Regions from separate parts of the Homo sapiens genome. Here region 1 is linked to region 2. A link is a loop called in an ENCODE intact Hi-C map of the cell type or tissue named here. Cell type or tissue: Calu3. All regions are shown on one strand. Each heading gives the region's core, and the rest is flanking DNA. Links, peaks and the distances in the headings are about the cores only.

Region 1 (13,013 bases), core at 1,887-9,886, 89 kb before region 2:
TGAGTCAATTAAACTTCTTTTCTTCTTTATAAATTACCCAGTCTTGGGTATTTCTTTCTTTTTTTTTTTTTTTTTTGAGATGGAGTCTTGCTCTGTTGCCCAGCCTGGAGTGCAGTGGCGCGATCTTGGCTCACTGCAAGCTCCGCCTCCTGGATTCACACCATTCTCCTGCCTCAGCCTCCTGAGTAGCTGGAACTACAGGTGCCCACCACCACGCCCAGCTAATTTTTTGTATTTTTAGTAGAGACAGGGTTTCACCATGTTAGCCAAGATGGTCTCGATCTCCTGACCTCATGATCTGCCTGCCTCAGCCTCCCAAAGTGCTGGGATTATAGGCATGAGCCACCGTGCCCAGCTGGGTATTTCTTCATAGCAGTGTGAGAGTGGACTAATTCAGTATATTGGCACCACAGAGAGTGGGGTGCTGCTATAAAGATACCCAAAAATGTGGAAGCAACTTTGGAACTGGGTAAAAGACAGAGGTTGGAACAGTTTGGAGGGCTCAGAAGAAGACAGAAAAATGTGGGAAAGTTTGGAACTTCCTAGAGACTTGGAGGGTTCAGAAGACAGGAAGATGTGGGAAAGCTTGGAACTTCCTAGAGACTTGTTGAATGGTTTCGACCAAAATGCTGACAGTGATATGGACAATGAAGTCCAGGCTGAGGTGGTCTCAGATGGAGATGAGGAACTGCTTGGGAACTGGAGCAAAGGTAACTTTTGCTATGCTTCAGCAAAGAGACTGGCAGTATTTTGCCCCTGCCCTAGAGATCTATGGAACTTTGAACTTGAGAGAGATGATTTAAGGTATCTGGTGGAAGAAATTTCTAAGCAGCAAAGCGTTCAAGAGGAAGCAGGGCATAAAAGTTTGGAAAATTTGCAGCCTGACAATGTGATAGAAAAGAAAAACCCATTTTGAGGAGAAATTCAAACCAGCTGCATAAATTTGCATAAGTAATGAGGTGCCTAATGTTAATTACAAAGACAATGGGGAAAATGGCTCCAAGGCATATCAGAGACCTTCACAGCGGCCCCTCCCATCACAGGCCCAAAGGTCTAGGAGGCAAAAATGGTTTCCTGGGCTGGGTCCAGGGTCACCCTGTTCTGTGCAGGCTCAGGACATGGTGCTCTGTGTCCCAGCTGCTCCAGCTGCATCTAAAAGGGGCAAAGGTACAGCTCAGGCTGTTGCTTCAGAGAGTACAAGCCCCAAGCCTTGGCAGCTTCCATGTGATGTTGAGCCTATGGGTGCATAGAAGTCAAGAATTGAGGTTTGGGAACCTCTGCTTAGATTTCAGAGGATGTATGAAAACATCGGATGTCCAGACAGAAGTTCGCTACAGGGGTGGAGCCCTCATGGAGAACCTCTGCTAGGGCAGTGCAGAAGGGATATGTAGGGTAAAACCCCCCATGCAGAGTCCCCACTGGAACACCGTGTAGTGGAGCTGTTAGAAGAGGGCCACCATCCTCCAGACCCCAGAAGGGTAGATCCATTGACAGCTTGTGTCGTGCACCTGGAAAAGCTGCAAGACACTCAACGCCAGCCCGTGAAAGCAGCTGGGAAGGGGACTGTACCCTGCAAAGCCACAGGGGCGGAGCTGCCCAAAGCCATGGGAGCCCACCTCTTGCATCAGCGTGACGTGGATGTGAGACATGGAGTCAAAGGAGATCATTTTGGAACTTTAAGGTTTAATGACTGCCCTATTGGATTCCGGACTTGCATGGGGCTTGTAGTCCCTTTGTTTTGGCCAATATCTCCCATTTGGAATGGGTATATTTACCCAGTGCCTGTACCTCCATTGTATCTGGGAAGTAACTAACTTGCTTTTGATTTTACAGACTTATAGGCAGAAGGGGCTTGCCTTGTCTCAGATGAGACTTTGGACTTGGACTTTTGGGTTGATGTTGGAATGAGTTAAGACTTTGGGGGACTGTTAGGGAGGCATGATTGTGTTTTGAAATATGAGGACATGCGATTTGAATGGGGGCCAGGGCAGAATGATATGGTTTAGCTGCGTCCCTACCCAAATCTCATCTTGAATTGTAACCCCCATTATCCCCACGTGTTGTGAGAAGGACCCGGTGGGATTGAATAATGGGGTAATTGAATTATGGAGGTGGTTTCCCCCATGTTGGTCTTGTGATAGTGAGTGAGTTCTCATAAGATCTGATGGCTTTTTTTTTTTTTTCCTTTTGAGACGGAGTCTCGCTTTGTCACCCAGGCTGGAGTGCAGTGGCGTGATCTTGGCTCACTGCAAGCTCTGCCTCCCAGGTTCACGCAATTCTCCTGCCTCAGCCTCCCAAGTAGCTGGGACTACAGGTGCCCACCACCACACCTGGCTAATTTTTTGTATTTTCAGTAGAGACAGGTTTTCACCATGTTAGCCAGGATGATCTCGATCTCCTGACCTCGTGATCCTCCCGCCTCGGCCTCCCAAAGAGCTGGGATTACGGGTGTGAGCCACCGCACCTGGCCAAGATCTGATGGTTTCATAAGTGTCTGGCATTTCCCTGCTGGCACTCGTTCTCTCCTGCCACCCTGTGAAAAGCTGCCTTCTGCCATGATTGTAAGTTTTCTGAGGCTTCCCCATCCATTTGGAAGTGTGAGTCAATTAAACCTCTTTTCTTTATAAATTGCCCAATCTTGGGTATTTCTTCATAGCAGCATGAGAACAGACTAATACACCAGGTCATGGTAAATGCCACGGTTAAGTGGTGTCTTAAGAATGTACATGTCAGATATGATATGGTAAAGTCAGTGTGGACACAAAGAAAATTAGAACAAGGCCCAGAAAGAAGTTTATCACATTCACAGGTCCCAGAGAGGTGGTTATTATGTGCTATGCAAGATCACAGGAGAAAGCACCAGTGTTGGTCAGGAGGCAGAAAAGAGGAATGAGGAAAAACCTTAGGTCAGAGCCTTAATTGGGGTTTCTGTGGAAAAGGCAAGGCAGGGCTGGGTAAACAGTTTAGGATTGGCTAGTTTTAATAATTCTGGTGGGCTCTAAAGCATAGAGATGGTCTCTGGTTGACTGGTATCTGGCCCTGGGATGACTTAGGGTAGGTGAAATATAGGCTTGGTGTGTGAGAATTGGGTAATGGCTTATGGCAAAAACCTGTGAGTACTTTCCAGCAATGACAACAATTGGATTTTGGACCAGAGAATTTCCATTTGAGGGGAAATTATTAGCCTGCTATTGAATATTAATTGAAATTGCTCTTATGATTGAAGGACAAAAAAATAATTTTAAAACCTAAAATATCAACGAAGTCTTGGGTGATGTCAGAGAAGTGTTCTAATGGGGAGAGCATTGCCCAGAAGAGTTCTATAATAACATAGAAATAGTTTATAGAGAATCATGGTACCTTAGGAATGAAAGGATGATATACTCAGGGGCAGGGATCCTCTTTTCCCCTACAATTGACTTTGGAACTATGTGAGGAGCTGCTGGATTCTATCATCACTTAGACAGTGCCCTATAAAGTAGTCTTTGACCAACAAAGAGATGCTTGATTTGTGGACGGTAGTTTTTTTGTTTGTTGAGACAGGGTCTCATTCTATCATCCAGCCTAGAGAGCAGTGACACGATCAGGGTTCACTACAGCCTCAACCTCCCAGGCTCAAACGATCCTACCACCTCAGTCCCCCAAGTAGCTGGGACCACAGGCATATGCCACCATGCCTAGCTAATTTTTAAATGTTTTGTAGAGACGAGGTCTCACTATATTGCCCAGGTTGGTCTTGAACTCCTGAGCTCAAGCAATCCTCCTGCCTTGGCCTCCCAAAGTGTTAGGATTACAGGCATAAGCCACCATGCCTGGCTGTGGATGGTAGTTTTAAGGTAAATGGACAACATCCTGTTTGGAACACCACAACTGTAATTAAAGAAGGTAAAAACAAATCAGCTTGGTGAGCTGAATAATCTGCTGTTTTCCTAGAAGTGATGGAAGAACTGAACAGTGATACATGCCCATATGTTTCAGTTTCTGATTCATGGGCAATGGCCAACAGCCTGGCCATGTGGTAAGGCAAGAGTGCAATGGAAACTTGGCATATTAAAGGGACTCTCATATGGGACAAAGCCCTGTGGAAATCACTATGGGAATTTGAGGGGTGCATTAAAGTAGGACATGTCAATGCTCGGTAAAAGACCCCCCTTCCAGATTTGGAAGCTGATCAGAACCAATTAGTAGGTATCACAGTGTGCGTGTTTGAGGTGAGCACGTGGGTCCATAAAATGAGTAGACAGGATGGGGGATGCTACAGCCACTGCAGAAGATGGGCTGAATTTGGACATATTTCCCTTGGACCTCCTGAGGCACAAAATAGCAACAAACTATTATGTCTGCCAATAAGAGAGACAGTTACTATAGGTGACTATGGGGAAGATTCCCCAGGGGGAAGACCCCACACATAGTTGGCAAGTGGATTGCATTGAAGAGCCAATGCTGGTAGTCCCAAGGGCTACAAATCATTTTTGTTTTTGTTCTTTTTTTGAGATGGAGTCTTACTGTGTCACCCAGGCTGGAGTGCAGTGGTGCAATCTTGGCTCACTGCAACTTCTGCCTCCCGAGTCCAAGCAATTCTCCTGCCTCAGCCTCCCCAGTAGCTGGGATTACACGTGAGTACCGCCACACCTGGCTAATTTTTGTATTTTTAGTAGAGATGGGGTTTAACCAGTTGGTCAGGCTGGTCTCGAACTCCCAACCTCAAATGATCTACCTGCCTCAGCCTCTCAAAGTGCTGGGATTACAGGTGTGAGTCACCACGGCCGGCCTGTTGTTGTTCTTTTGAGACAGGATCTCACTGTGTTGCCCAGGCTGGAGTGCAGTAGCAGGATCACAGCTCACTGCAGCCTCAACCTCCCAGGCTCAAGTGATCCTCCAGCCTTAGCCTCCTGAGTAGCTGGGACTACAGGCACACACCACCACACCTGGCTAATTTATTTGTATTATTATAATTTTTTTTTATAGAGATGAGGCCTCACCATGTTGCCCAGGCTGGGCCCAAATTCCTGGGCTCAAGAGATCCTCCTGCTTCAGCCTCTCAAAGTGCTGGGATTACAGGTGTGAGCCACTGCACCCAACCTATAAATTGTTTTTGACGGGGATAAACACAGACTCTGGAAGGGGCTTTGCTTACCTGGTTGTATACACAAATGGTCAGTACCACGAAAGAACCAGAACAGAAGATATTGCACCAATTTGAATGGCTGAGCCACATTTCTTTAGACTAAGGAGCACTCTACTTACAGCCCATAATGTCAAACAATGGGCAAAGAGCTATCCTCCTCAGAGTAGTAGTTTGATAGATATCTAAAATAGGGTAAGGTATAGGTGTGAAGGGTTGGTTTATGCATTTGCACAAGTGTGAGGTCACATTGAAATGAGCTAAGGGAGTGTTCCCACTAGGTAGATTCCTCTGTTTTTCTGGTGGATTAGGGAAGAGGAGGTGGGGGAGGATGCTGATATGACTATACAATTCTTGCCAAAGAGGAGGATATTGGTGTGATGACTATTCTTTTTTTCCTTCCCTACATTGTCACATCAGCTTTCTCTTTCCTACCAGATGCAGTGGTTGCAATACCAGCACTGTAATTACAAGTGCCAGAAACAGAGATGATTTCTAAAGCAAGAAAGTGTAACCGTAGCTTTAAACCTTTATGTCAGAACTCCTAAGGGCCTGATGAGGCAGGCTGTGCCTTTACCCCATCTGGCAAAATTGGGGTTAACATTGAATGCAGATGTATTGCCTAGTGGTAGAAATAGCCCACTAGTTCCGTACCTGTGTAACCCTATCCTGTATGTATGGGAGTTGACTGAGGGAGAGGTGCTTGCTAGACTAGTATTGCTGCCTACGATCTAGACCAGTGCAGTGGTCAAACCTAATATTCCTCCCAAAGGTGGGAAAGTTTGGGCATAAACAGTAAGAAGGAGGAAGAGTAGCTGAGAGTAAAGGAATGAATAAATGAGTTATGTAACAAGTCCTGTGAGTCATCCTAGCAAATTATTAAACATGTGGAGGGGAGTCCCCGATTTTGTAGCTAAGTCAGACAAAAGTGCAGGTAACCTGGGGACCTGGTACTTGAGACTGTTGTCTAAAGTAGGGAGAGTACTGTGCAGTACTGTGAGACTGAGCCTGTAACCTGTGCGGTCTACGCAAACATCAGGAATTACAATCAGAATTGAATTGAAGTGGGCTGGGTATGGTGGTTCATGCCTGTAATCCCAGGACTTTGGAAGGCTGAGTTTGGCAATCACTTGAGGTCAGGAGTTCCTGGCCAGCCTGGCCAACATGGTAAAACTCCGTCTCTATTAAAAAAAATACAAAAATTAGCCGGGCATGGTGGTGGGCGCCTGTAATCTCGGCTATTTGGGAGACTGAGGCAGGAGAATCACTAAAACATGGGAGGCGGAGGTTGCAGTGAGCCGAGATTGCGCCACTGCACTCTGGCCTGGGCGACAAAGTGAAACTCCGTCTCAAAAAAAAATAATAATAATAATTGAATTGAATTGTTGGACACCAAGTCATTGTCGGAAAACCAGAAAATTGGTTTGTTGGTGTCAGAAAACACCCCAGACAAACTTTCTACAATAAACATGTATTACTTTTATAATGGAAAATAGTCAAACATCATGTTTTAAGTGAAGTTAATATAATTGGAACACTGGATAAGCACCTTAAATTCTCAAAATTTGCTGATAACCTACAACTATGAAATGCAAATATTTGTGAAATTAACAAAACAGAATCACTCCTAACTAAACCTACAATTGCAAGTTTTCCTTGGAGAGCTGATTTCTTCTCTACACTAAGCCTAAGCAATATCTACAGGCATCAGTGTTTAGTCTGCACACTACGGCTCACCTCCTATGTCTTCATCTTCATTGGCTGGGCCTTCTCCACTGTCCACATTTTCCATTTCATGAGATTTGGTTAAACTGTAGTCATTCAAAACCGCTGCACTTTCTAAAAGATAAAAGGAATTTTAAGTATGTGGTTCAACGTTAAAGGATTTTTATAAATATATATTAAGTAGACCCCCATTTAACTTTCAGCTTCACACAATCCTTTAGTGACAGATAGTACCCCTTCACACATACCCAAAAGGGATGTATACATGAAAACTCTTGAGGTTTAGAAATAAGCCCAGGGTTCGCAGTGGCTCACGCCTGTAATCCCAGCACTTTGGGAGGCCGAGATGGGCAGATCACCTGAGGTCAGGAGTTCGAGACCAGCCTGGCCAACATGGTGAAACCCCATCTCTACTAAAAATACAAAAATTAGTTGGGCATGGCGGTGCATGCCTGTAATCCCAGCTACTCGGGAGGCTGAGGCAGGAGAATCACTTGAACTCGGGAGGTGGAGGTTGCAGTGAGCCAAGATAGCACCACTGCACTCCAGCCTGGGTGACAGAGTGAGACTTCGTCTCAAACAAAAAAAAAAGAGAAAAGAAATATGCCCAGGGTTCATGTACCCTCTGAATACACACAACTTTCTTGAATATTTCTTTCATCTGAGTTAAAGGGCACTCATGTTCCTTCTGGAGAAAAACTATCTCTCCATTGGTATATCTCACGATATTCAGTAGGATGCCATTGCTATTTATGACAAAGTAGTGACCAGAAATACTAAGCGTGCAAACACTGGCATAACCTAATTTGGGAAAGATGCTTTCCTAGGAGGAAGATCTGTAAGCTTTCTGTATGCCAAATTCTGTTTTTCCCTTCTGTTCACATTATAAATGTGATTCTGTGGAAAACATATTGGACCCCAAGTTTCTTTATTTGTTTGAACATTTACTGAATGTTGACAAGGCTACAGATATGAATAAGTCATTATGTCTTCAAGGAGCTCATACTTTGAGATATAGATAAGAGAAGCCCACAACTCTAACACATGGTAGGCTCAGACAAAGGATTAAATAAAGGAAATACAAAGTGTTATTAAAGTTCATAAGTGAAAGGGAGCAGACATAATAAAGACATGCTTAAACAAACAGCAAACTTGTTACAAAATAAGTTTAAGAGAAATGTATAATAAATATTGATAATACTAGAAGAAAAAGGAACAATGCAACTGGAATTATTTTCACATATAGGCATAGTAGCTTAACAAAAAGATGATAGCAGAAGAAATGAACTGAAAAGTTACCCTCTTTTTATCTAACTCCTTCCCAATCTTCAATAAAATATTTGCTGAGTTCCCATTAATATAAAAAATAGTCAAAGACACTGAATCCTGTGGCACTGAGGCTGGGCTGAAGTAGGGAGGTAACTAGAAGCTCTGCAGTGGCACTCCTTTCAGCTGAGCCATGACCAAACACACGCGGGAGCGAAAGAGAAACACGTTTCACAAAACCCATCACTAAGAGCCCCTGAAAATGTGGTCACCATGGACTCAGTGTTTGATTTATGAATATCTGAAGTTTCTAATTTCTGCATATTATGATGTATACTCTGTGAACTCTAAGATACCATTCTAAACAATGGTTCACTTTTCTCAAGCCTGAAATGACTAAAATATAGTGGACACCTAAACAATTAATATGAGATTTAGGTTCAGTTAAAAGATGTGATTGGCCGGGTGCGGTGGCTCATGCCTGTAATCCCAGCACTTTGGGAGGCCGAGGCGGGCGGATCACCTGAGGTTGGGAGTTCGAGACCAGCCTGACCAACGTGGTGAAACCCCGCCTCTACTAAAAATACACCAGGCATGGTGGTGCATGCCTGTAATCTCAGCTACTCAGGAGGCTGAGGCAGGAGAATGGCTTGAACCCGGGAGGCTAAGGTTGTGGTGAGCCGAGATCACACCATCGTACTTCAGCCTGGGCAACAAGAGCGAAATTCCGTCTCAAAAAAAAAAGAAAGAAAGAAAGATGTGATTACAAGTTACAGTAACACAAAAAGGCATTTCAGTGATAAATTAAATTTTGTAATATAATGTAAGCTTTGATTCACACAGTGAGTTAATCAATGGAGGACACAGAAGTTATTTTCAGGAAATAAATTATTGTAAATGTTTATAATTTATTCTAGAGCAGGGATCAGTAAACTATGGCCTGAGGTACAAGTCTGACCATAGCCTGCTTCTGTGTGGGCCCAAGAGGTAGGAATGGTTTTTACATTTTTTAAGGGTTGTAAGAAATACAAAAAATAATACGTGACAGAGACCATATGTGGCCTGCAAAGTCTAAATATTTACTATCTGGCCCTTTACAAAAAAGTTTGCAGACCACTGTTCTACAGTAAAAATCGCAAGTCATTCAAATACAAGCTACTATATTATTCAACAAAAACTGTCTTCAGAGCAATGAGCTGAAAAATCAAAAACAAACAAACAAACAAACAAACAGTGATCAACATTAGGTAGTGTATGTTTGGCCCTAAGATGCTAAAGAACTTACATGATCTAAATGGATGAGTTATTTTTTCATCAGCAACAGACAACCATATTTAAAAAAAAACACACACACATTTCCATAGCATTTTTACTGCAACCAGAATAAGCACATTCCTCTCTCTTTGGTATTTTTTTTAGTAAAGGTATATTTCCAGAGAGGAAAGACCTGATGTTACCTGCGGGCACAGACTGCTCCTGAGTGCTTTTCAGTTCCGCATTTGTTTGTATATCTGAAAAGAAAGAGGTTATAAATATTAGCTACTTAGGGTACATTTCTACAGGTTTGAGCATTCCAAATTTAATAAGGGATACCATTTCGGAAAACTTAACAGCAGAATTCCTCTTTCAGAGCAAGATTACTCTTTCTCTATATTCTCCCTAAAAGCCTTTCAAGGAGCATGAAAAAAAAATATTGATGCAGCAATGTTACTCTAAGAACTTTCTGCCAGAGATCTACTTACACCAAGAACAATATGCAAAAAGTGGGTTCCATTAGAAATAATTTCATATATTCTTTATTCTTCCCCAATATTTTATTATGAACACATAGAAAAAAAGAGTTCAAAGTGGTATATATATATATATGTACATATATATGTACATATATATAATGAAATACTATTCAGCAATTAAAAAGAATAAAATCATGTCATTTGCAGCAATATGGATGGAGCTGGAAGTCACTATGTTAAGTGAAATAAGTCAGGCACAGAAAGACAAATATCACATGTTCTCATTCATATATGACAGTAAACACGTTGATCTCATGGAGGTGGAAAGTAGAATGATAGACAGGGTGTGTGGGTGGGAATGGGGGATGAAGAGAGATTAGTTAATGGGTAAAACATATAGTTACATAGAAGGCATAAGCTCTAATGTTTGACAGCAGAGTAGGGTGACTATAGTTAACAACGACGTATTATATATTTCAAAATAGCTAGAAGAGAGGACTTGAATTGTTTCCAACACATAGAAATGATAAATACTCAAGGTGATAAACATTCCAAATTCCCTGACTTGATTATTATATATTCTATGCATGTAACAAAATATCACATGTGCCCCATAAATATGTAAAATATTATGTATCAATAAAAAATTTTAAAAAAAGAACTGCACAGTTGAACATCCATTACTCACCCTCTGGATTCTACAATTAACATTTTGCTATTTTTGCTTTCTCACATATGTTTCCACCCATTCATCTCTCAATCCATTCATCGATCCAGCTTTTTCAACGCATTGCAAAATAAGTTGCAGATATCAGTATACCTCAGTCCTAACATTTCAGCATGATTATTATTAACTAAAATTCAATATCTGTTTACAAGATTTTAAAAAGTAAATTTTACATACAGTGATATGCATGGATCTTAAGTGTACCATTCAATGAGTTTTTAAAAATGCATATCCTCATGTAATGCAAACCCCTATCAAGATACAGAACATTACCATCATCCCAGAAAAGCTCCCTCACATCTCTTCCTAGTCAATTCCCACCCACATACTCCAGAGACAACTACTGTTTTGACTTTTTCCACCATAGATTAGTTTAGCCTATTTTAGAACTTCATAAAAACAGAATCACACAGACATATGGTATAAATTATTTTGCCCGAGGCTTCTTTCACTCAACATAATGTTTTGAGATACATCCATTCTGTGGTGTTTATCAGTAGTTCATTCTTTTTTATTGCTAAGTAGTATTCCATATGAATATCCCAGTTTGTTTATCCATTCTCCTATTGATGGACACCTAGACTGTTTCCAGTTTGGGCTATTTATAAGTCAAACTACTATGATATTCCTTTTTAAAATAATAAACTTTTAAATTTTAGAGTAGTTTTAAATTTATGGAAAAATTGCAAAGATAGCACAGAGAGTTCCCATATACCCCACACCCAATTTCCCCTATTATTAACATCTTATATTAGTATGGTACATCAGTTATAATTAATGAATATATATTCATACATTATTACTATCTAAGTATTCAGATTTCCTTAGTTTTCATCTAATGTCCTTTTTCTGTTGCAGGATCCCTTCCAGGATCCCACATTACATTTAGTCATCTTGTCTCCTTAGGCTCCTCTTGGTTGGGACAGTTTCTCAGACTTTCCTTGTTTTGATGATCTTGACAGTTTTGAGTACTGGTCAGGTATTTTGTAGAATGTCCCTCAACTGGGATGTGTTTGTTTTTCTCATGATTAGACTGGAGCATGATCATCCTTGCACAAGTATTTCTGTGGTCATATGCTTTCATGTCTCTTGAGTCAATACCTAGGTGTGGAATTACTGGGTTATAGGGTAGGAGGCATATATCTAGTTTCAACACAGTGAAACTAGAACTTGTTCAAAAGTGCTTCTTCCCTCTACTTTGGGCTTAACTTACTCTGCTTCTGCCCTCTTAAGGTGAAATTTTAGTGACTGACTTTATTCCTTTCTTCTTTTCTAATTGTAAACATTTAAAGCTATAAGTTTTCCTGTAAGCATTGCTTTAGCTGCATCTCATAAATGCTGATGTTTTGATTATAATTCAGTTCTAATTTCCCTCGAGTCTTCTGTGATCCACTGGTTATTTATAAGTGTTTAATTTCCAGATATTTGGGGGAATTCGGGAATTCTTTAGCTAACTTGTTATTGAAGTCAAATTCCATTGCACTACAGTCAGAGAACACAGTCTGTGTGACTGTAGTCCTTTTAAAAGTATTAAGACTGGTGTTCTTGGTGAATGTGCCATGTGTAGTTGAGACATATGTATGTTCTGGTTTTTGTTGGTTTTCTTTGTTTGTTTTGTTTTGCTTTGCAGATCTGGCTGAGGCTTTATTTTGGAGGAAAAAAAAATGATGTAATTGTTTTGTAGCTGGAGGCATGGGCAAGGGGGGTATCCCAGGCAGTAAACTCCCCATGGGTGGGCTGAGGGTTAGGGCTGAGCCTCAGGTGGGTCTCCTGTTCCCTATACTCCCCTGCACAGTGGCCTCCTCCACAGGCTCTGGAGAAGCCATGGGAGGGGGTAGGCTGGGAGGGGCTGCTATGGCCTTTCACCTGGGCAGGACATCAGAGGACTGGGACACCAGCTTCCCATCGTGGTCTTGATCTTCTTCACAACCACAGCCCTAGAGAAGCAGGCACAGCCAAAGGAGCTGGAGCCCCCGCCAGAGCCAAAGCTGGATCCCAAGCCATAGCTGAGGCCAGGGCTTGTAAGGCCCCTGTAGGCTGAGCTCAGCCCACCTGAGTAGCCCCTGGTGGTCTTCATATGGATACTCATGCTCTGCATCCCAGACTTCAGCTGGCTCTCCTTGCCCTCCAGCAACTTCCTGTAGGTGGCGATCTCAATGTCCAGGGCCAGCTTGATGGTCATCAGCTCCTGGTACTTGAGCAGCTGACGCGCCACGTCCTGCTTGGCCCACTGTAGGGCGGCCTCCAGCTTGGACCCCCTGGCATTGGCATCCTTAATGGACCGCTCCCCACACATACACAATGGCGGCCTCCAGGGAAGCCCTCTGGCCTTTGAGGCCCTCTGTCTCAGACTGGAGCCGGCTGATGTTCCAGTTTATCTTGGAGATCTCCGTCTTTGTACAACGCAGGTCATCCTGTGCTTCCCAGGCAGGGTCTG
Region 2 (10,952 bases), core at 1-8,000:
GAACCACACAAGTATGAAGTGAGGCAACCCTGGAAAGTCACAAACACGCATGGACTCGGCCCTGATTGATCAGGCACTAATAAGGGCCTTGGTTCTGAGTCAGTTGCCACCCCAGGTTCGTGGAGGATGTGTGGGCATGCCGAAGGGGCTGCGTGCCTTTGTCTCCAACCTCCCAGATGGGAACCTACAGGGGAGGGAGAGCTCCCACTGCTAGGTTTTGGAGGCAGGGCTGGATTTCCAAAGACAAATCCATTTTGGAACTGGTGGAAATGTGACAGAATTAGAAACAGTGACTGAAATCACTATTTGTGTGTACATGAGACACTAATGTCTTAGGGACCATTTGCTTCTTGAGCAGTGTAAAAGAAAAGAAAAATATCAGAGAGAAAAAGAAAAATAAAAACTATGTGCACAAAGAGTACTATATGAAGAAGAGGAAAAAGAGTAACTTCTGGTAGAGAAACCTGACAAACATTACCTCAGCCAAGTGATCAAGGTCAACATCAACAGTGATAGGTCATGTTGACAGTACGTACCCCTGATGTGATGTAATAGGAATGGTCCTTTACCTCTGTGGTCTTCCTCCCCGAGACCCAGAACCCAGTCTAACCATGAGAAAAAACATCAGCCAAATTCCAACAGAGGGACGTTCTACAGTATCCCTGACCAGTACTGCTCAAAACTGCTAAGATTATCCCAAACAGGTAAAGTCTGAGAAACTGTCACAGCCAAGAGGAGCCTAAGGAGACATGACAACGAAATGTAATGTAGGATCCTGGATGGGATTCTGGAATAGAAAAAGGACACTAGGTCAAAACTAAGATAACATGGGCTGGGTGCAGCGGCTCACACCTGTAATCCCAGCACTTTGGGAGGCCAAGGCGGGCGGATCACCTGAGGTCAGGAGTTCAAGACCAGCCTGGCCAACATGGTGAAACCTTGTCTCTACTAAAAATACAAAAAATTTGCCAGGTGTGGTGGCAGGCACCTATAATCCCAGCTACTCGGGAGGCTGAGGCAGGAGAACCACTTGAACCTAGAGGTGAAGGTTGCAGTGAGCCGAGATCGCGCCACTGCTCTCCAGCCTGGGCAATAGAGCGACACTCCATCTCAAAAAAAAAAAAAAAAAAGTTAATGTGAATAAAGTATGGACTTTAATAACAAACACAAAATCCTATGCACACTTTTTTTTTTGTTTTTTTTTGAGACGGAGTCTTGCTTTGTCGCCAGGCTGGAGTGCAGTGGTATAATCATGGCTCACTGTGCAACCTCCACCTCCCAGGTTCAAGCAATTCTCCTGCCTCAGCCTCCCGAGTAGCTGGGATTACAGGCATGCGACACCACGCCCAGCTAATTTTTGTATTTTTAGTAAAGACAGGGTTTTGCCATGTTGGCCAGGCTGGTCTCGAACTCCTGGCCTCAAGTGATCCGCCCGCCTCAGCCTCCCAAAGTGCTGGGATTACAGGCATGCGCCATCATGCCCAGCTAATTTTTGTATTTTTAGTAGAGACAGGGTTTCGCCATGTTGGCCAGGCCAGACTTGAACTCCTGACCTCAAGTGATCCACCCGCCTCAGTCTCCCAAAGTGCTGGGATTACAGGCGCGAGCCACTGTGCCCAGCCCTATGCACACTTTAACTGCACCATCAGCATTATACAGTTACAAAATAACCCATTTAAATAGGGAGCAGACCAAGCTAAAAATCAATTCAAATTACCAATTCCCATCATTGTAAGGATTTTCTTTTTAAGTTTGGTTTCACCTCTGCCTCCGAATTTTGTATGCACACAGATGAGCTTTTCCTTAAAGGAAGTTGACTGACTTAGTCAATTTTTTTTTCCCAGACTTAAACTTTGCCCTGTCCCTGGGGAGTAATATTATTGTGGCAAAACATCCTAGTTCTGGGTTAAAGTATTTTTCCATTTTCAGTGAATTGATCATTTGGCAAACTGATTTTTTTTTTTTTTTTTGAGAGCTGACTTTTAGCAAATTGGCTCTTAGCAATTTACTTTTCAGAGAATTGACTCAGTCTTTGAAAGATGCGAATCTGAAATTTCTCCAAAAGCCCCTTGCTTGCTTAACGAAACTCTGCTTGTGGAAAGGTCCACCACCTCCAAGTAATCTGGGTACTGCTCTTGGTCACTTAAAGCAGTTCCTGGCACACTGTAATACTCTAAAGCTGCTCAGGGCTGTTAGAGCTCTTTTCCGTCTCTTGGCATGAGACCTCATAAAAAGAAATGGACTGTATCAGAGAGGTCTGAGCTATGAGCGCCTTGCTATTGTTCATATTATGAAATATTTTTTCACATTATGAAATATAATGAACTCCTCACCATATTCCACTTTGGGCTCCAAGTGAGAGTTCAACACTTAACCCTGGGGCTTCTGAAACCCAAGTACCCCAGGAATAACTGAGATCAGAGGCAGGGGGTTGGAATAATTGACTCTTCCATAAATTCCCTCAATACCTTAGGGATTTCTGCTCATCAGAAACTTCCCCTTCAGTCTTGATAGCCAAGGAACATGAAAGGATAATAAGAATCACCACCGACCTGGGAGATAACTTTTATTGGGTGCTCCTTTTGTGGCAGGCACTGTGATAAATGATTCACGTAATTTGTTCTCATTTGATTTTTTTTTTTTTTTTTTTTGAGACAGAGGCTTGCTTTGTCTCCCAGGCTGGAGTGCAGTGGCGTGATCTCAGCTCACGGCAACCTGCACCTCCCGGGTTCAAGCAATTCTCTTGCCTCAGCCTCCTGAGTAGCCAGGACTACAGGCGCATGCCACCACGCCTGGCTAATTTTTTGTATTTTTTTTTTTTAAGCAGAGACGGGGTTTCACTGTGTTAGCCAGGATGGTCTCGATCTCCTGACCTCGTGATCCGCCCACCTCGGCCTCCCAAAGTGCTGGGATTACAGGAGTGAGCCACCGCACCCATCCCTCACTTGATTCTTACAACAGTCCTCTAGAGTTGACACAGGAGGAAACTGAAACTTAGAGCAATAAAACAACTTGTCCAAAGGTTACGCAGCTGATAAGAGGCAGAGCCAGGCTTTGAAACCAGGTGCTTCCAGCCCTAAAGCCTGCATCCTTTCTTAACCAGTAAGCAAACTGCCCTCATTTACTTATTCATTTAAATGATAAACACATGAGAAGAGCTCGCTAAATTAAAAGCAGATTATTTTACAAGGGAAAAAATGGAAAAGGAAGACCATTTAGGAACGGTTTCCAGTGGAAATAAATCTCCACTTCTCCCACTCTCCTCCCACCATGCAGCTCTTCCGTGCATTTCTTAAATTAAGGTGTGTGGATGTGTACAAATCCCACAGTTTCGTTGTTGATTGGTTGATAACAATGGGGAATTGAGAAGGAGATGGAGTACAAACGGTCAAGGCCTCCTGGCTGGCCACCTGTCATCTACCTTATACTGACCTTGGAGCCCAGAATCCAGTTCATCTAACCACTTGTCCCCATCTGTGTCCAGAATGTCCATCAGGGTGAGGCCTGTTGTGTAGTGCCGGCATCCAAAGAAAGTTCTCTTCTCCCCCACCAGATGGAAGCAGCGGAATCTATCAGCATCAACAAGGCTTCTAACGGCAATCATATCCCCTCCAGCATCCATCTCCTTAACTACAATTCTTGTGATTTCCTCAAATACGCTGAACATTGCGCCTGGACCAACTCAGAAACAGAAGCCAATTTCAGTTTTTGGGAGGAGGGTATTGGTTCAAGTATTTAAATCTTCCACATTTGGCAGCCTGAGGTGTCAGGCCTCTGAACCCAAGCTAAGCCATCATATTCCCTGTGACCTGCATGTATACATCCAGATGGCCTGAAGCAACTGAAGATCCACAAAAGAAATGAAAATAGCCTTAACTGATGACATTCCACCATTGTGATTTGTTCCTGCCCCACCCTGATACAATATAGTCTCCCCGCCGCCGCCCTTAAGAAGGTACTTTGTAATATTCTCCCCTGCCCTTAAGAAGGTACTTTGTAATATTTCTCCACCCTTGAGAATGTACTTTGTAAGCCTATCCCAAACATATAAGAACTAATGATAATGCCACCACCCTTTGCTGACCCCTTTTTTGGACTCAGCTTGCCTGCACCCAGCCTTGTTGCTCATATAAAGCCCGTTTCGTGGACTCTCTTCACATGGACGCACGTGACATGAGGTCAAGGAAGAGCCAAAGGTTCCAGGACAATCAGTACCTGGAATGATTTGCCTGCCTTACTTCTAGAACGTGAGGCAGCCATGACTCAGTAAAGAGGGCTAAACATCACAGATCCCAGATTCTCCTCTGCCCCTCATGGTACCCATCTGGAGGAAAAAAGTAGCAGCTATTGCCCCAAATAGAGAAAGTGAGACCCATTTTCTACATCTCCCACAGCAGAGTTGCCCCCTTGTTCCAAGGGGCCCAAGGGATGGAAAGGCAGGCCCACCATGCCCCAGCCAGACTAGCCCCAACGTTGATGAACAGAGGAACCAGGGAGGAATGACGGGCACGGTTGCCAGACTTCACATTACTAACCTCAACTGGTCGTTTCTTCCCTTGGCTCTGATTCTTGGGCTCCCTGCCTTGCTGTATTCTGCAAGGCAATTGGATGGGTGCCTCCCTACCAACAATTTCCCAATGAGGTGGTGGTAAATTGGCCTCAGAAGAAACAAAAGCTTCCTGGGATCCACTTCCCCATCCTACCTTTGGCCACCTTCCCCTATATCCCTTCTGCCCAGCACAGGCACTTATCCACTCACTGCTTCCTCCTCTGTCTCTGGCCCCATCATGGTGGTTGACTCTCAGTTCACTACCAACCTGGGAATTCTAGGTGTCTGGAAAGACAGTACCCGGGAACCACAGGCCCATCTCAAGTGGTACCCACCTCCTCTCTGACCTCAGCTGTTCACCAGAAATGGAAGTTGTGAGAATCCCCACAGATCTCTGCACAGTTCCTGGCCTCTGAATCTCAGGAAGCTAAAATAATGAAACTGAAAGTTGTCCAGGTGTGGAACTTCCTGGACGGGTGGGTAGGGCTGGGTGCCCCACCTCCCAAGCCTTTAGATAAGCCACCTTATAACTGAGCTGGAGGCAGATTAAGGCCAGAACCCCCCTTTTTTTTTTTTTTTTGAGACGGAGTCTTGCTCTATCGCCGAGGCTGGAGTGCAATGGCGCAATCTCGGCTCACTGCAAGCTCCGCCTCCCAAGTTCACGCCATTCTCCTGCCTCAGCCTCCCGAGTAGCTGGGACTACAGGTGCCTGCCACCACGCCCAGCTAATTTTTTTGTGTGTGTTTTTTAGTAGAGACGGGGTTTCACCGTGTTAGCCAGGATGGTCTCAATCTCCTGACCTTGTGACCCACCCACCTCGGCCTCTCAAAGTGCTGGGATTACAGGTGTGAGCCACCATGCCCGGCCAGAACCCCTTCTTCTTCTTGTACCTAAGGAGTGGGTAGGAGATCCTGGTATGTATTCTAGGTGAGTGTGGGCCAGACAATGGTGCACACCGTGGCGCCCTGGGCCATGCAATCCAGTGTGTTTGGAATAGAGAAATGGAATATGAGTAGGTATCAAGTGCCAGCAGGCAATGGCTGTGTCTGTGCCAGGGACATGAGGACCATAACCCAGCAGAACCAGCTGCCCAAATGCCATGCGACGGTCAACACTGAAGACCCAGGACAACAGCAGCTAACACCTGGAGGCAACAGGGTGGGCCTGTAAGGAGCACTCAGCCTCCCTCCCCATCTCGTGCTCCCGTGTACACTCTCAAGGAGATGCTGGTCTTCCTTATCTGGATGCCATCTGGCTTCTCCACCTACCTCCTTCTCCAGGGAGAGGCCTCTGACCTCACCCATGTCCTCTCTCAGAGATAACCACCCCGGTGAGCCCAGCCTGTCTTCCAGCCTCTGCATGCCTCAGTTCTGAAAGAACATTTGAAGGGATGACAGGCCAGGCGTGGTGGTTCATGCCTGTAATCCCAACACTTTCAGAGGCCGAAGCAGGCAGATCACTTGAGGCCAGGAGTTCAAGACCAGCCTGGCCAACATGGCGAAACCCCGTCTCTACCAAAAAAAAAAAAAAAAAAAAAATTAGCCAGATGTTTTGGCACACACCTGTAATCCCAGCTACTCAGGAGGCTGAGGCATGAGAATTGCTTGAACCTGGGAGGCGGAGGTTGCAGTGAGCCAAGATGGTGCCACTGCACTCCAGCCTGGGCAACAGAGCAAGACTCAGTCTCAAAAAAATAAATAAATAAATAAATAAATAGACGACAGTGGTGGTAGTAACAATTACAATTATAATAATATGGCTACCATATATTGAGTATTTACTATATGCCAGGCACTGTGCTAATGCTCACAACAGCCCTAAGAGGCATTATCTTTACACAACAGTGGAATAAACTGAAGCTCAGAGAAGTTGACACAGCAACATGGCTAATAAGTGGCAAAGCTGGGATTTGAACCCAGATCGTTGTTGATGTTCTCCAGCACCTCACCCTGACTATACTCTTGCAGGCTGGTGAAAGCAACCAGGGCACCCCTACTCCCAGGAGTGAAAGCAGTGGCTATATTTCTCTTTCCAATACTGTGTGGGCTCTACTCGGACAGGGGTGGTGGCTGGACTTGGGCAAATATCCCACACTCCCTGACACTCACTCCAAGGGTGCTGTGATGGTGGACCGGGGCTAGAGACCCCAGGCTGCTGGGGACAGCTCCTCCCTTCTACCTGGGACTTTGTGCCTCTCCTGGGAATAGCAGCTGATACTCCCCAGAACACGCTGGAAGGTCAGTGCCCTCGTGAGATAAGGATTCCTTGCTATAGGACTCCTCTCTCTCCTAGCCATGTTGGCCTCAGAAAGTCCCCAGAACCTCTTCCCCTGCCACTCAGGCTTATGGTGGGAGGAGGAAGTATGAAAAGTCCCCTCCACTGAAAGGCCAGAAGGAAACGCAGCGCTCCCAAGGGAGAGGTGACTGGGGAAAGGCCTTGGGGAGAGAAGTGAGAAACTGGAGAAGGGCTGGGGATTCACTGGGAAGGACTGAGCACCACTTGGGACCCTGGCTCCACGTGTAAACCATTGCTGGAGTGTCCCCCTCCTTGGCCATGGCACAGGTCACCCCAGCCTCTGGGGCCAAGGCGCAAGACCTGTCGGAGAACAGCCAGGCAAAAGCACAGAGAATTTTGCTCTCTGACTACCGCTGCCGCCGCCAGTTCCCTCACAGCCCCCTTGGGGGATTTCCCTGCTGAAGCCAGCAGAAAGCCCAGCAGTCCCAGCGCCCCTCCTGCCACCGTCAGAGCTGCACTGATGCCCCACCAGCACCTCAGCGGGAGCCGCTGCCCACACCCCTGCCCCCTCCCCTCAGCCTTCCAGGAAGCGAAGGCCAGACACAGGGAAACAGAAACATGTTGCCCTTTTATTTGCGTTTCTCAGAATACTGTACAAAGGGAGTAAAAATCCTATTCACACTTTGCTTAGAAAGATTTTAAGGTGAAAGTTCCCTATGATACACGGGGTGGGAGATGCAGGGTCAGGAGGGAGAAAACAGGCCCAGTGACCTCTCCCGTTCCCTTGGACCCCTGGAAGAGGACACAGGGACCCACACCTTTTCAAAATTAACACTGCCCCTAGTCCAACTGGGGAGGGGAGAAGGCTCCAGCCCAGGCTCAGGCTCCCGGCCTCACTTTCTTCTCTGCAGGCTGAGACAGTGCCTACAGGCCACGTCTTGCCCCTTCCTCTGTGCTGCTTGAGCAGGGATCCTACAGGACTCTCACCACAGACCCCACATGGGGTGGCCTCACAACGCCACATGTGGCTGCCACATGAGAGGCCCTGCCCAGTGCCAGTCTGTATGAGGAAGTTAAGGGGTGAGGGCCTGCAGAGGACCACAGCACCCATCGTTTCTGTCACAGCTTCCCCATACCCCCGCAGGAGTCAGGGCCAAGTTGGACCTGTGCTTACAATGACTCACGGGCCTTTTCCCCACCTGTCTACCCAACAGCCAACCCAGGAGTTAAACCCACAGCAGCCTCCCTCCCCTATTACTATCACATTCTGTGGGTAAATTAACCCTCCAAGCCTGCTTCCCTCCCTGCCCACATCCCAAAGGAGATTGGGTCTAGCTTCTGTCCCTACCCCTCCCTCCCTTACACCAGTCCTCTGCTGCTATGTGGCCCCATTCTTCTAAGTCTCGACTCACTAGCTCTCCTACAGCTCCCCAACCTCCACCAGGCCAGGATGGCAGCAGCCCTGGCCCCCTCACCTCTGGAACCAAGCCATCTACACTCTACCCCATCTTTCCCCAACCTGACCCTCCCCACTCCCAACCAGGACCCACGGTGGGTTGCAGAGAAGCTGCCAAAAGCCTGGGACTTGGATTAGACAGCTCCCTACCCAGAAAGGCAAAGACCCATCCCACACTTGCTTCCATACACAAAAGCACACACTGCGTGGCATCGAAAAAACCTAGGAATCACAGTGAAACAATCCAGAAGCCGTACCGCCCTCTGCTCCCTATGCAGGGGTTAAAGTGCTTTGGCTGCCTGAGGGCAAACAAGTGAGCAGGGGTTTTTCCCCTGGCCTCCTGTCGCAACTGCGTGGTCCATGTTCAGCCCAGGAGCCCAGCCCATTCCATGACCAACTCCATGGAGTCTCTATTCAAAAAGCAAAAGGAAAAGATCAAAAAATTCAGAAAAGGTCAGAGCCCAGGGGGCCTACCCCAACCCCACTACAAGCTACTCCAAGTTGGCTACTGGGGGAAGCGAGGGGGGAAATTAGGCCAGAGGCTCAACCCCCATCTCTGGCAGTGTCCAGAGGCTTCTTCTTTCTGTCTTCAGTGTTGCAGCACATGCCTTTTACCCTACCCCTCCCCTGCCACCCTGGGCAGGGGAAGGGGCTGCACTCTCAGTACTTATTGATTCCAAAAATCCGGACTCCGTGGAGCTGGGGCAGCTTGGGGATAAGCACGCTCATCAGGGACACGGTGTTGAGCACAAAATGGATCTGGTCGTACTTAGTGTAGAAGCTGGTGAGGAAGTACCTGGGAGGGGAAGGGTGGGGAGAGATATAAAAGACTGTTGGGAGGACCCCTTCCTCCCTCACTTCCTGGGAGGGGAAAGGCAGAATCCCAACAGCTAAGGAGTTACAGAAGAGGTTCCCAGACCAGCGTAAGAAGCAAGAGCTCTCAGGCTAAAGGGGCCCCTCCTGGCCCAGTACCGCCCCCACCTCCCAGCTTCACCCCAAGCCTGTAGGCCTATCTCACTAGCAGGAAGGAAGCTCCAATGGAGGAAAGATGGGGCCAGGGAGGCCCAAAGCCTGAGTCCAGTGTAAGACCCAGGAATATTCCAACTTCCTCTGTTCATCCCTACACCAGGAGCCACGGCAGGGTTAATAAGCATGGCTGGGCCCTGGGGTCCTCCAGGCCTTGCCCTGCCTGCTGGTGTCTTCCTGTAGCCCAGGCACTCACAGCACGATGGGTGTGATGGTCAAGAACTTCCGAGAGGCCGTGAACTGGACCCCATAATCCATCTGCTCCCAGTGGGTTAGCAGCCTCGCCTTGCCCTGGTCCGGGGTCTCAAAGGGTGTCCCCTTCACCGTGTGCAGGAAGATATACATGCCCTGGAGGAAGAAGTCTTTGTTAGAGGATACAAAAGGGAAAGGCCCCCCTGCCCAGCTCCTCCACCCAGTCACAGACACAAGTAACTCCCAGTGATCTGGAGCCTCCCTCTGCTGGGCAGGGGGATATGGGCTGGAGGTCAGGATGGAGCAGCTGGGAGTATGGCAGGAGAAGAACAAGGGGACTCCCTGGGGGACGGGCTAGGCCTGGCATGAGAATGCACGGTGGAAGTTGGCCACAAGATAGGCACCGAGATGCTGCCCCCCTCCAGGCCACTCATAGCCCCCTGTGCCTGTTGGGAGGAGGCAAGCGATGGGACTAAGCCCTGCTTACCCGACAAAGAGTGCAAGGTAGCAAGTGGTGAGGGAGCAGAGAAGGGCAAAAGTGGAAGACGGTTCGAGAAGCTAACTTGAGAAAGGGGCATTTCTGTATCAGCCTAGGCACCAGGACTCTCGGGTCCTGGGAACTCTCTGGAGCCCTTTGTTCAGCTCTCAGGAGCACATCTTCCAGGCCAACAGCCACCCCACCCTAGAGATGTGGAAAAATCTGCAGATTTGATTCCTGTCATGGTACACAGGGCAGGAACCCAGAAGGGGGAGCAAGGCAGAGAGGTAAGGGCTAGGCCTGGGCTCTGGAGGCAGATGTCGTCAGTACATCACCCTGACACCTGGGCCAGGCCCGACAGGCTCCTCCTATCCCTCAGCCCTGCCAAAGGGCAGCCCACAGGGCAGGGGCAGGGGCAGGGGCAGGCAGCAGACAGGCTCTCACCATGTTGTGAATGAGGTTGGTGAGGGTCCAGACGACAGGGACACTCACAAACGGGATGCTCAGCAGCACGATGTGGAGGAGACCGATGGCCAGCACGTAGGAGAGCCAGATGCCACGGCTGTTCATCACCCGCGTGTTGGGGTTCACCTCGCTGTGCGCTGTGCCCACATTCATCCTGCTGCCCCTCTCTGCTGTTCTGCAAACAAGCAGCACAGGTCAGACAGGTCACACTGCTTTCCCTGCCCCCTCTCACCCTCGGATCCCGCTGGGAGGCAGGCCCTTGTTTCCCTGAGAACTCCAGGCAGTTCCACTCTTTTGATTCTGAAGCATGGAAAGTGGAGAAAGTCCATGTGGACTTAGCTCTACTCATTTCCTGCTGCTGGGCTGGGATAAACAACAGGCTGCCCCATGCATCATCCCATTGGGACAGGGCCCTGGCAGGGCATCGGAGGACAGGTCATCAAGAGGCACGCAGCCCCAGGGCAGAGAAGTCAAGGCCCATCCCCCAGCCTCACCCCCTATGGCACTCCCATGAGGACCCTCTGCCGACAAAGCCCCAGGGAGAGAATTCT

What was found. A loop is a pair of places that touch in the nucleus more often than their neighbours do. Peaks named below come from ENCODE experiments on the same cell type or tissue, not always from the same donor. Only the 100,000 strongest peaks of a DNase experiment are listed, where the experiment ranks them.
Region 1: it touches region 2 in a loop (2.1-fold over the local background); 2 of 110 quality-filtered maps call a loop at or near these places.

Annotation. Positions count from the first base shown.
Region 1 is chr17:39,822,525-39,835,537 of GRCh38, forward strand. IKZF3 (IKAROS family zinc finger 3) reads right to left here. Exons shown (of 8, transcript NM_012481.5): 2 at 9,574-9,627; 3 at 6,863-6,964. It also overlaps the pseudogene KRT8P34. Among named protein-coding and RNA genes, the nearest start is that of IKZF3, 35 kb to the right of the region's middle. RefSeq lists a silencer at 1,218-1,418 and an enhancer at 12,872-13,013. In Calu3, for the core only: no CTCF peak of the experiment used is centred there; DNase peaks (open chromatin) are centred at 2,457, 4,147, 4,907, 6,017 and 9 weaker places.
Region 2 is chr17:39,913,650-39,924,601 of GRCh38, forward strand. It overlaps GSDMB (gasdermin B), which reads right to left and starts at 4,986. Exons shown (of 11, transcript NM_001165958.2): 1 at 4,885-4,986; 2 at 3,433-3,681. The coding sequence starts at 3,667. It overlaps ORMDL3 (ORMDL sphingolipid biosynthesis regulator 3), which reads right to left. Exons shown (of 4, transcript NM_139280.4): 2 at 10,381-10,576; 3 at 9,463-9,614; 4 at 7,394-9,036. The coding sequence starts at 10,554. The coding sequence ends at 8,901. RefSeq lists enhancers at 2,545-3,034, 9,682-10,468, 10,469-10,952, promoters at 3,586-4,215, 3,766-4,174, 4,898-5,260 and a cis regulatory region at 5,239-5,252. In Calu3, for the core only: no CTCF peak of the experiment used is centred there; DNase peaks (open chromatin) are centred at 2,992, 3,542, 4,802, 7,278 and 6 weaker places.